2 separate regions of the Homo sapiens genome follow, and region 1 is linked to region 2. Evidence: chromatin loops called from intact Hi-C (ENCODE). Cell type or tissue: heart left ventricle. All regions are shown on one strand.

Region 1 (8,000 bases), 55 kb after region 2:
AACATCCATAAGCTAAATTTAGTTTTCTACAAAGTATATCAACAAATATTTGATATCTACAGGTAACTGAACATGTGTTTGATGTTTATGAAAGATACTAATTCTAGGTAAAAATACTAAAAAAAAACTGTATTAAGTATACTATTTAAAATTAATAATAATTATGATACTAATAGTTTTAGATCAGCAAGAATGATATCATTTGCAGTGTTTAACCAATTCATCTATATCTGTTTCCACCATGAGCTGAGATGAGCTGTAGATGAGGCTCCAAATCTGATGACTTAAAAAAAAAATTGGGCTAAATTAGAAATTCCCAAATCACAATTATGAGTTATCACCAGTGACTGCAAATGTTTTCTGGATAGTCTAGATATGAAGTTCAATCTTGGACCCACAAATGATGGGGTACTTTCTCCATGGAGAGTCCTCTGTTTAGTTGTTCAATGTTCCATCAGACAGCAACTTTATCAAAAGCTGGAATTTGATGTATTAATGTGGGAGAGAACAGTGAGAAGTTTCCCTTTCCCCAATTTTACTGCATTGGAAACTGTATCTTCTTGTTCTGTTGCTTCATATGAATGTGGATCTTAAATACATACAGCATTGTATGTTAAATAGCTCAAACAAGTGAGGAGCTTTCTATTCTGTGCTTGAGGAGTCAAATTCTTGGCAATCAGCTGATTTGCACCATAATGCAACAGTTATAAACCCTTACACTAATCTCTTCAATCTTAAACATTTTGACAATTCAGATATAAAATTTTAGGTGTAGGACATTTAAGAAATAAACATATGATCCGGAAATATATAGATAAATATACATATATGTTCCTGCTATGTTCCTGCTTCAGAAAGCCACTTGAGATTATGCAAATAATTACTTGCCTCATCAGTGCCAATATTTTTTTAATGCCATTTCTTTTTTTTTTTTTTTTTTTTTTTTTTTTGAGACGGAGTCTCGCTCTGTCGCCCAGGCCGGACTGCAGACTGCAGTGGCGCAATCTCGGCTCACTGCAAGCTCCGCTTCCCGGGTTCACGCCATTCTTCTGCCTCAGCCTCCCGAGTAGCTGGGACTACAGGCGCCCGCCACCGCGCCCGGCTAATTTTTTGTATTTTTTTAGTAGAGACGGGGTTTCACCTTGTTAGCCAGGATGGTCTCGATCTCCTGACCTCATGATCCACCCGCCTCGGCCTCCCAAAGTGCTGGGATTACAGGCGTGAGCCACCGCACCCGGCCGCCATTTCTTATTTTAAAAACTTGAGTTGGTATCTTTTCATTAACAGTTGGCAAACTTTAGTTGTGGAGTGGGGAGCAAAGAGGAACAGAATCTTGTACATGCTACTATCTTGTTACACAGCAAGTTTAAAAGATATAATTTACCAATCATCTGATCATGTTTGCAATATTTCTATTGCCTTTAATGTTAAATCATGTTCAGAAAGAACACTGCTGGCAAATAACTGATGTCTATGTGGATGAGTATTTATATGCCAGCTCTTTTCACTTGCATTACTGCATCATCCTTGCTGTATTCCTAGCTGGTCCTTTCATCCTAAAGCAGAGGTTTCCAGTTTACATTCCATACCACAAAATCATCAGAAACAAATTAAATTGTTCTTCCCCTCTAGCTTAGTGTTAGTGATGAACAGAAAGAAAGAGTCATCTAATGTGTCTCTTTCATATATGTACTACTCCTACGAGTTGATTCATGTTCTACACATCAGTGGTTTCATCCAACTGTGAAGCAAATTCTTTTTTCATACCACCCCTCCCCTTATAGAAATAGTAATTGCAATTCCATATTGCACAGATATTATGTGACACCCAACAGTGCTATTTAATGAAGGAATTTTGCCAATAGCTTGTTTTGCCTTCTCCACATGTAATGTTTATCATTAAATCTGTCAATAGTTTAAAAAGTCTCTTAGCAATAGTGTGACTTGCAAATAAACATTTTAGCAATGAGGAACATAATTTTAGCAATAAGAGATTTAATTTTGAATAATTATTGGTCTCTTTTCCACCTCTAGAGACAAAATTCTCTATTTTGTACTAGAAAACTTTTTTTCTTATTCTGGAGGAAAAGCACTTAAAAGTTTATTTATTGAGTTTTAAACAATGCAAAAGTCTTGGTGGCTCCTCACCCCTGTTTGCCAGTTGCATAGCATCTTGTCCTGAGAACAGGAAGATGAATGGGTTGATAATCTGATAAAATCCACACTTACTGATTGGACCCACAAATGATGCTTCATTTGCCTCAGTGTACTCATATTCACATTCAATATTCACTCCAGAGCACTGTTTATTATTTATGGTTTAAACATTGTAGTGAGTTAAAATACTCCACTGTTTTTATAAGCCTTTGACCCATTTTGTAAATTGTTGTATAATATGATACAATAGAGATAACAAATAAATATGCAGTTTTCATAAATGTGAATGGTAACCAGCAAAGAACTTAAAAGTGTTTTAACCTAGATGAACTGTGTCCTGTTAACTGAATGTACGCTGTGACTGTGAGGGAAAAATCTAATGGAATCCTTGTAGCACACATAAAGCAACTGAGAGCAAGAGCAAATGGTAGTAGGTACATAAGGGTAGTTCTGTCTAAATCATATATTGTATTACATAGTCGCAAAATGTACGTGTTCAAAAAGAGTCATTGCTTTTCTTCTGAGTTCAGCAAATTGTTTGGAGACCAATCCAGAGACTGCTGGGGACCACTAGTAGCTCACAGCTCATGCACTGAAGAATATGTCATAAGCTCTTCTGTTCAGCACCCTAACCATCTCTTGACCTAACCAGCATCCCTCCTCTTCTTTCTTTAATTAGATCTACTTACTTTTGTATAATGCCATCGCCACAGTACCCACTTCCATGGATGTATGTGACAGCAGGTGATGGCTCACTCTCTTCAGTTCCTGAAATAGTTATGACCCAATACTGGTACACACTGCCAAGATTTAGATCCCTGGAAAATACAAAGAAGACATAATTATACAATTACAATACTGGGCAGACAAAGAGAGAATGGAAAATTGATCCCCTGGAGTAGGTTCTATCAGTCTTGCTCATTTTTGAAATCAAATGCACATTTAGCTATCCAATACTTTCTATTGTCCACTATGGCTACATCAGTTAGCTAAGTATAATGGACTACACTAAAATGTACAGTAATAACCAGCATCAATTGACTGATAACTATGTACTTACTAGGTGTTGTTTTTTTCTTTAATTTAACCTATACAGCAACCCTGTTGGAAAAGTATCAGATGGCAAATGACTAAAAATGAAGACGTTTGTGAGGAAGCCATCCAGGAAAAATAAATATAAACAAAAGCACAGAGGTGGGAAAGCACCACATCAGATTCTTAGGGCATTATCTGATCATGTTTCCTCATTTTAAGACCTGAGCAGAAACTCCATTACACGTGAGCAAACCCTTTTCTGATGCTGTGTGTACAGTGGCTCTCTGCCTCCCTGCCACTTGCTTCTCCCTATTTCTTTCACTCTCGACAAAATAATAATAATAATAGCAGCATCCATTAATAGAATATAGGGCCTTAGGCTAAACACTTTTCATGAATTTCTTATTTGAGAAACAAAACATCCCTACATGGCTGCTAGTATTTACATGTTGATTTTACAGATGGTGAATCTGAGGCATAGGAAGGTAAAGCAACTTGCTTACAATCATATGCTATTAAGTGATATCCTATATTCTGCCTATCTTATCCCTATTTTAGGTCTGTTTTAATAACCTCACCCCTTGCAAAGTTGGGTCATGTCCTGGGAATCGCAATTCCAAGGACTGCTTCCTGCCAGATTTCCAACTTGCCTAGACTGCATCTCTCCTCTGACCTAAAGACCTCCTAGTACCTGCTTGGGCTTCCTCACAAACACACCACCAAATGAACACAGCTACTGCCAATTATCCTCCAAGGCAAATATATGTTTATGTCAATTCCACACGACCACATCCCCCTCCCTATGTCCTTTTTGACAATTTTCAAATGAAGATGTTATTCCTATCTTTCATCTACCTCTGCATCAATTATTTTTAGTAATAATTTTTTAATAACAACAAAGTACCATGGGAAAAAACACAAAATGATAATGAAGAGAATTCCTGTCAGATTCCAGCATTGGGGGGGATTTCATAAACAAAAGGATGATGTCAAAAAATCTCAAGTTCTCCTGCCCGTCTGTTATTTCAGCTGCTGTTAGGACTTGGGCTGTTTGGTTAAGGCCAACAAGATAACAGGTGCAGGGGCAATGGACAGAGAATGTCTTCAGACTCTCAACACAATAATGAGCTGGAGTTTATGAGCATTGAAGGACTCTGGGAAAGAACACAACTTTCCTGAGAATGTTGGATGTATTACCCCAAAGGGAGTTTGTTTTAGCAGCACTGGAACTGCTAATATTGTGGGTAGACCAAAAATCCCTGGAGATTTAGTGCTCTGCCAATGAAGATGAAATAGGTGGACATACCAATATCTTGAGAGATTTTTATGCATGAGTGATGGTTGTTTTGTAAACCTCGAATCCTAATTTGTTGATAGAATTATAGGGTTTATGATTTCATTTAGCTTATTGGCTACTTTATCCACATCTAGACTAATGAGCATATACTTCACCTGGTGATAATTCTAAAACTGGAGTGGGGTGGAGAAAAAAGTAACAATCCCAGGGGATACACAAAGTTACATGATAAATATGACATGCCTTGTATTATGCGTTCATTTTTTTCTAAAATACAGAGGCATGCTTTATATTTTTTAAACGGCCACATTGTGATATAAAATAAGAAATTTTCTTCAGACTACATCCCAGTCCACTGGGGCTATCCAGTCATTGTCTAAGTAGATGGGGGTAGTTCTCTGGAAAAGGGTGAGTATGAAAAGTACTTCTCTACATTGTGTTTTTCACTTCTGGCATGTGTCACGAGTGATTTGCGGCTGATGATATTTAAGGTGGTTGGCTAATATTTGTGAATGTTTTGCTCCTCTCTCCACTTTGTCCTCTCGTCGCGTCTCTTCCTCCTCCTTTTCCTCAATAAATATCAACACAGAGACAAGAAAACATGTGTTTCTGTCCTGGCTGCCTCACTTATTAGCCAGGAAGTCATGGGCCGGTGTTTTACCTTTCTGAGCCTATTTCAAATCAGTCATAAACCTGGCTTCACAGCATTTATCTGCAGATGAAGCATGAGAACAATTATAAAGCACATATGGGCCCAGCCTATGACGAACATTTAATAAATGTTAATCCATTACAATTAATGGTTAATTATCAACATTCCTGTCCACTGAATTTATGCTATGGTCCCCTTACTAGAAGAGATGGAGAGACAAATAAGTAATGTAACCTTGGTGAGGCAAACCCGTGAAGATGCAGCCATCATCTACCATGTGTGCCGTGGCTTGATGAAAATATCTTTTCTACTACTTCACTTGGCTGGAACACCCCCAGTGCCTGGCAGCTTGCTCTCTTTCCAGGTGACCCATTTCAGCTTCTGAAAATTCTGGATCCCAGAAGGTTTCTCTTTACCCTGGGGCGAAATCTGTGTCCCTGTAACGTCTACCCACCGACCTCCTTCTTATCCACTAACATCATATTTGATTAGTACAGAAACCTTAATAACCTTCCTTCTTCTAGCTGTGTGTGTGTGGTTCATATTTCATTGTTTTCCAGAAGCTTAAGCAGCTCTTTGAGGAAGGTGTTGTTATCCCAAGTTTTCAGATTGAAAAATAAAAACCCAAGTCACTCCCTTAAGTTAAAAGGTGGGGACAGTGGGATGGGTACAGCAGTTACTAAAAAGATTATGTTTTCCACGGAAAAATTCCTATGATAAAACTATATTTTACCCAAGTTTAAGTCAGAGTTAATGTTAAATGAGGGCTCTTTTCTCAAGAACCTAGGTAGAATAGATTTCTTTCAGAAGGATAAGCTAGTGGCTTCTGAAGGCTTTGCTGGAGGTTAGAACCTATTTCATTGTTGGTCTAAAAGTAGGACATTTTTGTCAAGTTGTTCCTTTCAGCTGCTCCTAAAACCATCTGGAAAGCCTTATGCTATCACTTGAACTCCTTCCCCTCCTGTGCCTCCTACATTCAGATGGACCCTAAGCCCTCTCAATTCTCCCCACCCAGGAGTTTCCACGTCATCCTTTCTTCAGCTCTCCTGAGGCCCATATGTCAATCTTGACGGCCAAAGCAGCCTCTGGCTTAATGTCCTGCTTCAAGCATATCCCGTTTCCAGTCTTGCCAACATCGTCAGAATATTCTTAAATTTAGAGCCACTGTCCAGCTCAAAATCTTTTCATTTAGTGCAGCGACAGCAGCTTGCTACCAAGCTGAAACTTCCAATTTACTCTTTCTTTGGAACTAAAATTTTAGCAGATCACCTGAGATGTGATTATTTTGGCTACTTCTGATTTCTCACATCAAATTCTGAATGCCATTTTAAGTTTTTTCTTTTTAAACTTCAACCATCCGTAGTAGTAAATCATAAAGTCTGCATCTGAATATTTTATGTTTGTAGCTAATATATTTAAATGTGATGAAGTTGTTTGTCTATTTTGAAGGGTTGTTCTGTGGAATCTTTGCGATTTTTTTTTTTTTTTTAAGACAGTCTTGCTCTGTCACCCAGGCAGAAGTCACAGCTCTCACTGTAGCCTCAAACTCGCTGGCTCAACCAATCCTCCCACCTCAGCCTCCCGAGTAGCTGGGACTACAGGCATGCACCACCACAGTGGCTAATTTTTAAAATATATTTTGTAGAGATGGGGTCTAATCAGGTTGCGCAGGCTGGTTTAGAACACCTGGGATCCAGTGAGCCTCCTCACTCGGCCTCCCAAAGTGCTGGGATTACAGGCATGAGCCACTGTGCCTGGCCCTCATGCATTTTTTTTTTAAACAAAACAAAACAAAACAAAACACTTTTTTCTACATTTAACCGTCATTCTTTAACACATATCGCAAATGGCATATGTGCCATAGGGTTGTATTTCTGATAATTAGAAACAAAAATGCTGGCATTTCTGGTTGATATGATCTCAGTATTCTGCCTCAGAAAGTCATACTGATGGTAAATGTGTATCGAATTTAGAGCACAACTTACACTAAAATTTAATTACAGGTTGTGAAATCATTATCTAAAATATTAATATATACATAAGGAGGGTAAGCACCTTATGACTTAAGCTTAAATATGCATTTAAAATGCATAAATTAAAGTTTATTGGTATGTAGTTAATATGATAGGTCAATTAAAACCTATCTGAAATCTGTAGACAAGTCATGTGATTTTGCGGGGGTCTGTTTTTCTGTCTTTTAATTAGGATGTTTGATTCTTGTCCCATACCACTGTGAAGGTCAAATAAGAAACAAAAAAGTCATATAGGAGGAAGGGGAGAGACAGGCTCATTACCCTATGGAAACATCACATTTTGCTTCTTCCAGAAAACTCTCTCTGAGCTCCTTAAATACTCATTATTGATCCTATTGTTTCTATATCATAGCATTCGTTTATCATTGTCTATCTCTTCAAATAGTCTCTATAACTAAACTGTGTTATATTTCTTTAAAACTTCATCCTCTGGAATAAAAACAGCTATCATAGTTTCTATGTGTTGCCTACTTATTATATGCTACGCACTACGTATCATATTTTGTATTTACAGTCTCAACCAAAAGAACAATCCCTCGAATAATTATCCTCCTTGTGAGATGAGGAAACTAACACTTAGGAAGATTAAGCTACTTGCCGATAGTCACAATATTTTTGTCATGGAGTAGGGATTTGAACCAGTTCTGTCTAACTCCATTCCAAGACAGTGCTTTCCAAAGACAGAAGCCCCAAGCTTTCTCAAAGTACAGCAGAATAGAAATCAAAAGACTTTGTTTTGGATCACAAAGACCTTACATACAAAGACCAGTTGAAAGATTTGGAATTTGTGTTTCATGACTTCCAAATCTTTGTTTTTCTGTATTAA
Region 2 (8,000 bases):
TTTCTTTTTGTGTCTGCAATTGGAAGCTGCAAAATAGCTGGGGAAATCCTTTGTCCAGAGCTTTGGGATCACTGGATATCTGAGCTGGGAGGGTCCTCAGAAATTCTTACTCCAATTCTCACATTTGATGGATGGAGAAACATAGCCCGGTGGAGGGAGAAGAGACCGGCTTGAACATATACAGTAAGCTCCTCTGTGACGGGCCAGGATGTCTGGTGGTGACTAGGCGTTCCAGGTCTGCAGAAACAGAGGACTCTGTGGCTCCAGGACCCAGAGACTCTTGTCCACTCAGTGCACTGCCAGCCGCTACATCCAGCACCCGCCTCCAAATCCCCCTCCTTTGCAGAAGACTGCTTTCAATTAGAGGAGTTAACGATGTCTTGCTTTCAAAGGGTTTTTTTAAATCCAGTTTATCTTCCACCCACACACGATGTACACAAAGGCAGGGAGACGGAGGGAGAAGAGGGGGAGCGGGGGCTCTGGTATTTTCCCACACAGGGGACATGCCATGAGGTTTCCATTGAATTTCGATTTTACAGATTTACATGCCCTTTTGTCAATCATGGGAGGGAGGAAGTGCTCATCAAGCCTCTAGTCCAACCTCTCCAATTTCCTTTTTCCACCCAAAGGGACCTGCGAATGAGCCTTATAGAAGAAAATAGGAAAAGGAATGGGGAGGAGGAGTGCGGGGATGGATACTGACACTAACAGTACCCATAAATGTACAAGTGTGCAACACACACAAACACAGACACACACACACACACACACAGCCAGCCAGTGTTTCTCAATATTTCTCCTTAGGCCACATTTTAACCTCAGGCTTGCAGTTCCAATGCCAGGTTATTTCCCAAGAATTGCAAGGGTGCAAGAAGGACAGAAGTTGGTTTCCTGATATAAACCTCCAAGATTCTTAAGGGTCCTGAGGACTACAGGAGGGAAAGCCTGCTGGGAGACAGCCTATAAGACTACAGCTGTAAAGGGCCTCAGGGAACCTGGACACAGAATGGCCCAGGTGAAATAAAACCTCCTCCATAAACCAGGCTTTGCTGTTTTTATCAGATGATGTTCTCCCTCCTCAGTGCTTTCCTGGGAGAGTGAGAGAGGGCACCAGCTCTTTTTTTTTTTTTTTTTTTTTTTGAGACTAAGTCTTCCTATTGTACCCCAGGCTGGAATGCGATGGCACGATCTCAGCTCACTGCAACCTCTGCCTACCAGGTTCAAGCGGTTCTCCTGCCTCCACCCCCCGAGTAGCTGGGATTACAGGCTCCTGCCACCACACCCAGCTAATTTTTGTATTTTTAGTAGAGATGGGGTTTTTACCATGTTGGCCAGGCGTCAGGTGATCCACCTGCCTTGGCCTACCAAAGTGCTAGGATTACAGGCGTGAGTCACCGCGCCTGGCCAGCACCAACTCTTAAAGATGGTCTGCCCAGTATGGGTGCTGCCTGTGTATTATCTCATTTTACCTTCCTAATAATCTTGTGAAATAAGCATCTTTATCCCCAATTGAGATATAAGGACTCTGAGGTTTGGGTAGGCATTGATCAGCCTGCCACGGCTTAGCAGTCAAACTCATGCTCGTCTGACGCAAAGTCTGTTCTCTTCTTACTCCATGGCTTGACCTCCCAATAACTCTTGGTCCATACCCTTGAGGTAATACACTTGCATTATGGTTTCTTGTTTGTCCATCTGAATCTCCATGTATGAGCTTCAAAGACAGTGCCTATGCCTGACTTCTCTTTCCTTTTCATCAGTGTCTAATGCAGGTTACTGGGCAGGGCTCACCAAATGTCCCCTATGTTAAACTAATATGGCTTTCCCAAGGCTTTATAAGATTGGTGACGCATTAGATCTAGAAATCAAAGTCTATAGGGCCTAGACCAATGTTTAGAGATAATAATAACCATGTAGTGCAGGAAAGGGACCAGGAGAACCAGGACTCATTCCCACGTGACATCAGTGCTACCATTCTCTCATCCATTGCACAGGACAGGCACCATTAATTACATAGTGCATCCCTGAAGGTAGGCCTCTAAATCCTTCTCAACAAAACACTATGGGGAGTCACTCTAATTGCTCAGAACTGGCCTAGAAGATGAATCCTATTTGCAATTCTTGAACTTGGTCATTAGCTCACTGAGGGGAAGAATGAGCTCTTGTCTTTTCTATCTTCAGTATTAAGAGCAGAGGAAGGTCCAGCTTAGATGCTAAGCGAATGTATGGCCAGGCGCGGTGGCTCACGCCTGTAATCCCAGCACTTTGGGAGGCTGAGGCGGGCGGATCACGAGGTCAGGAGATCGAGACCATCTTGGCTAACACGGTGAAACCCTGTCTCTACTAAAAATACAAAAAATTAGCTGGGTGCGGTGGTGGGCGCCTGTAGTCCCAGCTACTCGGGAGGCTGAGGCAGGAAAATGGAGTGAATCCAGGAGGTGGAGCCTGCAGTGAGCCGAGATAGCACTACTGCAGTCCGGCCTGGGTGAAAGAGTGAGACTCCGTCTCAAAAAAAAAAAAAAATGTATAACAACAATACCACTTTACATGTCTCATCTCAGTTAATGCATATAATGAACAAACACAACTCAAATCTTCCAACTTCAGGTTCAGGGCCTCTCCCACTACCTGCGGAGCACTATAGACCTCTCCTACCTGAGATCTTCTCTTCATTCCTACTTCTATCCCTGCTTCCCTCTTATGCCTCTAATTCCAAACTGACCAATGAACACAGAAAACTTTAAGGGAAGCCGAGGGTTAACAGATACACAACACAACACAACACACAGGCACACACACACATACACATACACACACACTTCCTTTTTACACACTTAATAGCAATGGCAGAAAAAAGAGAGGGGGGAGCCAGGCTTTCTTTTACCAACCATTAGAAACAATTATCACTTTCCCCAGGCCTCCAGAGCAGCTTTCCCCTTTGATGCCTGCCTTAAAGAGATAGAGGGGAAAGGGAGGGGTGGTTTGCGTTTCTTTCAATATGAGCATTTATTATTCGGCATAGACAGACAATCAAGGAAAGAAGCATTTCCTGTGTGCAGGGCCAGAGTGTGAAACAGAGAGATGGCTTCTTCTTCCCTCCCAGAGTTCTAGAAATAGCAGCAGATCTCAGAGCCTCTACCCAGGAGACACTTTCTGATAAGATAACTTGGCATTGGATGCCCTCCAGCCTTGGGGCTCAGCTCTGGGCTGATTAGCACCTCGTTGCTCCAGGGATCTGTCCCTAACACATTAGGCATTTCACACTCCTTAGGGGTCTCATACCCTTCAGGCTGGCACCTCCCCACAAGTCTGAAATCCTGGGATTTAGGGTGCAAACCCCTGGCCAGACCAAATGATCATGGAGGAAAAGCCAGGCTTTCAATGGAAAGGGAATATAGAAATCATATAAGACGTATTGCCCTACAGCATACTAACATTTTTACAGATAGGGAAACTAAGTTTCTTAGAAATGATATGGTTCAGAATCATAGAATTGATTCTTAGAGACTACTCATTAAATTCCTCAATTTCATACACACAGGTTCAGGATTTCTGGGGGACAACAGATAGATGTCTCAACCTTCTTCTAAGGGAAAAGCTTATGTTAGAGGCCTAAGACACCATTCATGAAAGTGGTAAAGCTAACATGTTTTCTTTGCCATCATTTACTGTCCAGCACCTATGTTCCAAACATAGATTCCCCACATTCCCGGGAAGCCAGTATTACTATCCTCCTTCTTGTTTGTCCTACAGATAAACAGCCTGGGCTCAGAGGTAATAAATAAGGTGCCAAGGCCACACCTGTTCGGAGTGGATGTTGAAGTCTGTGTTACTTCAGTTCTATCTCCTATTCCCAGTCCATTCTGCAGATGAGAAAACTGAGACCCACACAGTGTACATGCTGATCTTAATGAGAATGATGACAATAACGGTGAGGATGATAAATATCCAAATGCTTCCACCTCCATGGACACCATCCTTATGTCACTGTGATGGGGAGATTCATCACCCACCCCACCCCCTTTTTCAAATGGAGAAAGAAAATTCACAATAGCAGTGGAAGTACTGATTAATATAATGACACTAGTCACTCATTTATATTGCATGAAATGTTAGTTCTCACACCTCTACCCCATGGGGTTGGCATCAGCTCCCCGTTCTGCAGACAGTACAGCCAGGCATTGGGCCGAGTCCCTTCCCAGATGCCCGTTTTGAGGAGGAGATGGGCAGGGGGCTTGAGCTCCTCCAGCTAGTAAATCCTCTAACAAGGGAGAGTGATTAGTGTCGGATGTGGCGGCCGCCTTTTGTGCTGCTGACAACTGCTGCCATTAAAGGCCTGGCTGGGCTCATTTCACACGGGCCCTCCGCAGGCCTGCTCCCTGTCTCCCTAATTATGCCATTCACTAGTCGCCCAGGCCCGCCTATGAACTCCTGACCCAGCAGTGAAAGACTTGGGATCTCATTACTAATCTCTTAAGCCACCTAGTCCTCCAAAATACATCCATTTAAGTTGGAGGCCAAGGCTTTGGGGTGGGAGGCGGGGAGAGGGAAAGTCTGGCACAGAGACTTCTCATGACATGGCCATTTCCCCTTTCGGGAGACTGTGGCCTGAGCCACAGGGCAGCTGGCATGACTGTCCGGCTCAGCCCAGGGCAGGCCCTGCTGAGGGTCGGCGGCTGGGCCTCAAGAATAGGAGGCCCTTGGATGGGAAGGGGGAGGACATCTGGGCCCACCTGTTTGTAATTTCAGGGGTGCGGGTGGGGGATGAGGCCTGTGTTTGTTTTAATTATTATTATTGTTGTTGAAAAGGGAGGAAAAAAATGAGCAGAAACTGCTAACATCTGGAGGCTGCTGTCCAGTTTACGTAATCTCTTGCTGCAGAGGAGGAACACGGGATCCCCAGCCAGATGGTCCGTGGGTGACTTCACAGCACATGTGCTACCTCCAAGAGTAAGATGCTGACGGGGTTAAAAGAGTGGGATGCAAAACCTTCCTTGTATTCTTACAGGGTGAGAGGCAGTGGTTTGGGTGCTCCCAGGGATCTGTTTTCTTTTGAAAGCATCTTTTTTTTTTCTGTCCAGCCTAGGATCAAATGTTTCTATGTCTCTCTCATTCTGTCATTCATTCATTCAACATTTATTTAGCACTTATTTATGTGTTAGGTTCTTCATTCCCATGGTCCACATGAAGAAAATGGACCCCAAAGGAACAAAAGCAACAAAGATAAAAATTCCTTCTCCTCCCATGGGGGTGGGAGGTGAAGAACGAAGCAAGCAAACACTCATAGAGAAATGTGGTAGGTTCTGTGTTCAAGCTCTCTGAAGGCTGAGGGAGGGGCTTGGAGAAGGGAGTTGCTGAGGCAATCTATATCTGAAGGCCAGGTCTGAAAGGCAAGATCTTAATATCAAATGGGCTCTGGAGAGCAGGAACTGGAGGAAAAAAAATGGCCAGAGGAGAAAAACTCGGCCACAGCTAAGCCATGACAAACCCAGTTTCCCAAATGATGTCAACAGCGGAGGCGTGAAGGATAAGTTTGAGATGCTGAATATTGTTGCAAACACAGTTCTGAGCACGTTATTTAAAAAAATACATTGCTAACTTTCTGTAGTTTAAACTTTATTTTTGCATTTGTACTGAAAGAAATTAATGAAATGTCATGAATTCTAGATCAGAATATAAAACCAGTGTAGACTCTGGATCAGATCAAGAGAGCACTGTTAACTTCAGTCAGGATGAACACTCAACTCTAGACAGGAGCACAGAGCTATTGCCAGCAGTAGAAAATTCTGAGGCATTTCCAGCTCCAGATAAGAATCCTGAAAAATCATGAATTTTATTTCAGGGCCCGAGGCATTGTCAGTTCTAGAGCAGTATGTTGAGCACTGAAACACTTCTAAGTTCTGGACCAGAATACGAAAACACCATAATCCTAAAACAGGGCTGGGTAATGCCTTCTGCTCTATAGCCCCAAACCTGAAACTGACTGAGATTTAGACACTGAAGATAAAAAACAAAAATCTACTTAGCTTTAATCCAAATGCTTTCTCTGCTGGCTCTAGAGTGAAATTCAGAAACACAGACAACCCTGGAGTAAGGCACTAAAATATGGACATCTCCATCACTCAGCTCAGAGCTATTAAGACTAAAGGGGGATGTCTTAGGAAGCTTCTACACCTCTCTTTGTCCTTTGATTTTAAATCAAAGTCCCTGGGCATTCATGGGTTAATCAGGAAAGTGATGATCACATCCAAGTTCGGTGCCTGGTCACCGAAACCCTTGGTTATGAATAGTTGAACAGTGGTTAATGGCAGTCTTGACCGCATCGGCCTATTCAAGAAAGGTCAGAGGAATGATTTTTTACTTAAAAACATCTGTCTTGAAAGAACAAGACTTTCTCAAGTTCATAAAACTAGAAGTTTCCAGGTTGTTGTTTTTGTTTCCTCCCCTCTTCCCCCTTTCTCCTGTTATTCAGCTTTCCAAATTAAGATCTGTGTGTTCCAGATTGTGTTGAAATTGAAGTACAAGTCACATTACCTGCAGGGAACCCCACTAGATGCCAAGATGATCATGCAGAGTGCATTGTCTCTGAGTCCTGCTTCTCACTGCAGACCTCAGGGTCCTCCCATCCCCTCCTATAGCCTCAATGAGTAAGGGCTGGGAATCACTACATGATTCGCTCTCTTCCTTTTGCTTTTGAAGAGGAGGCAGTACTCTTGTCTAGGTTGCCTCGAGCTTGATTTTTCCTAGGAAGAGTCTCCAAAGGATGCAATGCAGTGATGTATGAAAGGAACAGGTGGACAGCAGTCACTTATGTTTTTAACAGCATCCTGCAGACCTTCCAACTCAAACAAGAACTCCCATTTTTAAAGACAAAAGTGGTATTTCTCCCTGGCCTGCCCCTCCAGGCTTCAGAGGTAGAAACAGTGACTGTGATGTACAAACCGGGGAGCTTTGTCCACCACAGGTGCAATGGACACTGTTGACTTATATGTCCACCACTCTATCAGCAGGGTTCTCTGAGGAACAAGGACCTTCCAGAGTGATGCTTTTCCCTAGTGGCAGCCTTGGCCAGGGCAACAGACATCTGCACAAACGCAGGGTGTTGAAGCAGCTGTTCTGAGATGCAGTGCCTGAGAATCTGGGATCCACAATGTGAACTTCTCAACAACCCCTGCACCTGCCACTTCCCTGAATCTTCCACTAAGCACCAGAAGACACATGCATTTTAAATCAAAGGAATGTGAGTTGGAATTTCAGCTTCTGCCATTCACTGACAACATGGCCTTGAACCCTTCATAAACTCTAATATCTTCCACTGCAGAATGAGATGATGGTACCTATGTTGTAGCATTGTGAGGATTCAAAGAGCTCTTGCACATGCAAATATTTAGATACACCCTACTCACTAAAAATACAAAATTGACATTTTCCTCCATCACTTGCTGCTTCTTTCTTCCTGGCTGTAGAGGGACATGGTTCTGGTTTCAAATTCTAGACTTCCCTGTTCTACCACTGGGCTACCTGTAGAACTTGGGTAAGTGACCTAACCTTTGTGAGTCTTAATTACAGTAGTTACCTCATACAGTGGTTGACAGGTTTAAATGTACAAAAAACAGTGTAGAGTTCTCTACATAATGTAATCACTCTGACAGCCAAGCCATTCTCTTTACTCTACTCATCATTATCAATTTCTGTGATTACTATTACATTATGGTTATTACTGGTATTTGTTGTTATTGTGTAGTCCTTCCTTTTTCTCTGTCTCTTCATTCTATATTCCTTCTTTCCTTTTACCTCTACCTCTTCTTCCTCCCATCTTTCTTCCTCTTACTCCTTCACACCCTCCTGTGCTGGGCCTTGTATTGGGAGATCTCTCTGAAGGTGAACCACATTCTCAAGTCAGAAAGGAAGACCCTTAGATTTCCATCCATCTCTGTAGGAAGCCAATCACAGGAAAATTGCTTAGACCCCAATCTTTCCTGCAAAAACAAGAAGCAAAGGGT

What was found. Peaks named below come from ENCODE experiments on the same cell type or tissue, not always from the same donor. Only the 100,000 strongest peaks of a DNase experiment are listed, where the experiment ranks them.
Region 1: a loop joins it to region 2, with 2.3 times the contacts of the local background. A loop is called at or near these places in 3 of 110 quality-filtered maps.

The regions. Positions count from the first base shown.
Region 1 is chr9:116,260,832-116,268,831 of GRCh38, reverse strand. PAPPA (pappalysin 1) reads right to left here. Exons shown (of 22, transcript NM_002581.5): 8 at 2,847-2,975. Among named protein-coding and RNA genes, the nearest start is that of PAPPA-AS2, 99 kb to the left of the region's middle. In heart left ventricle, no CTCF peak of the experiment used is centred here; no DNase peak of the experiment used is centred here.
Region 2 is chr9:116,315,551-116,323,550 of GRCh38, reverse strand. The region is part of intron 10 of PAPPA (pappalysin 1); the gene reads right to left. PAPPA-AS2 (PAPPA antisense RNA 2) reads left to right here. Exons shown (of 6, transcript NR_170222.1): 2 at 3,751-3,928; 3 at 4,807-4,947; 4 at 5,160-5,293. Among named protein-coding and RNA genes, the nearest start is that of PAPPA-AS2, 44 kb to the left of the region's middle. In heart left ventricle, no CTCF peak of the experiment used is centred here; a DNase peak (open chromatin) is centred at 4,630; H3K27ac peaks cover 3,816 bases.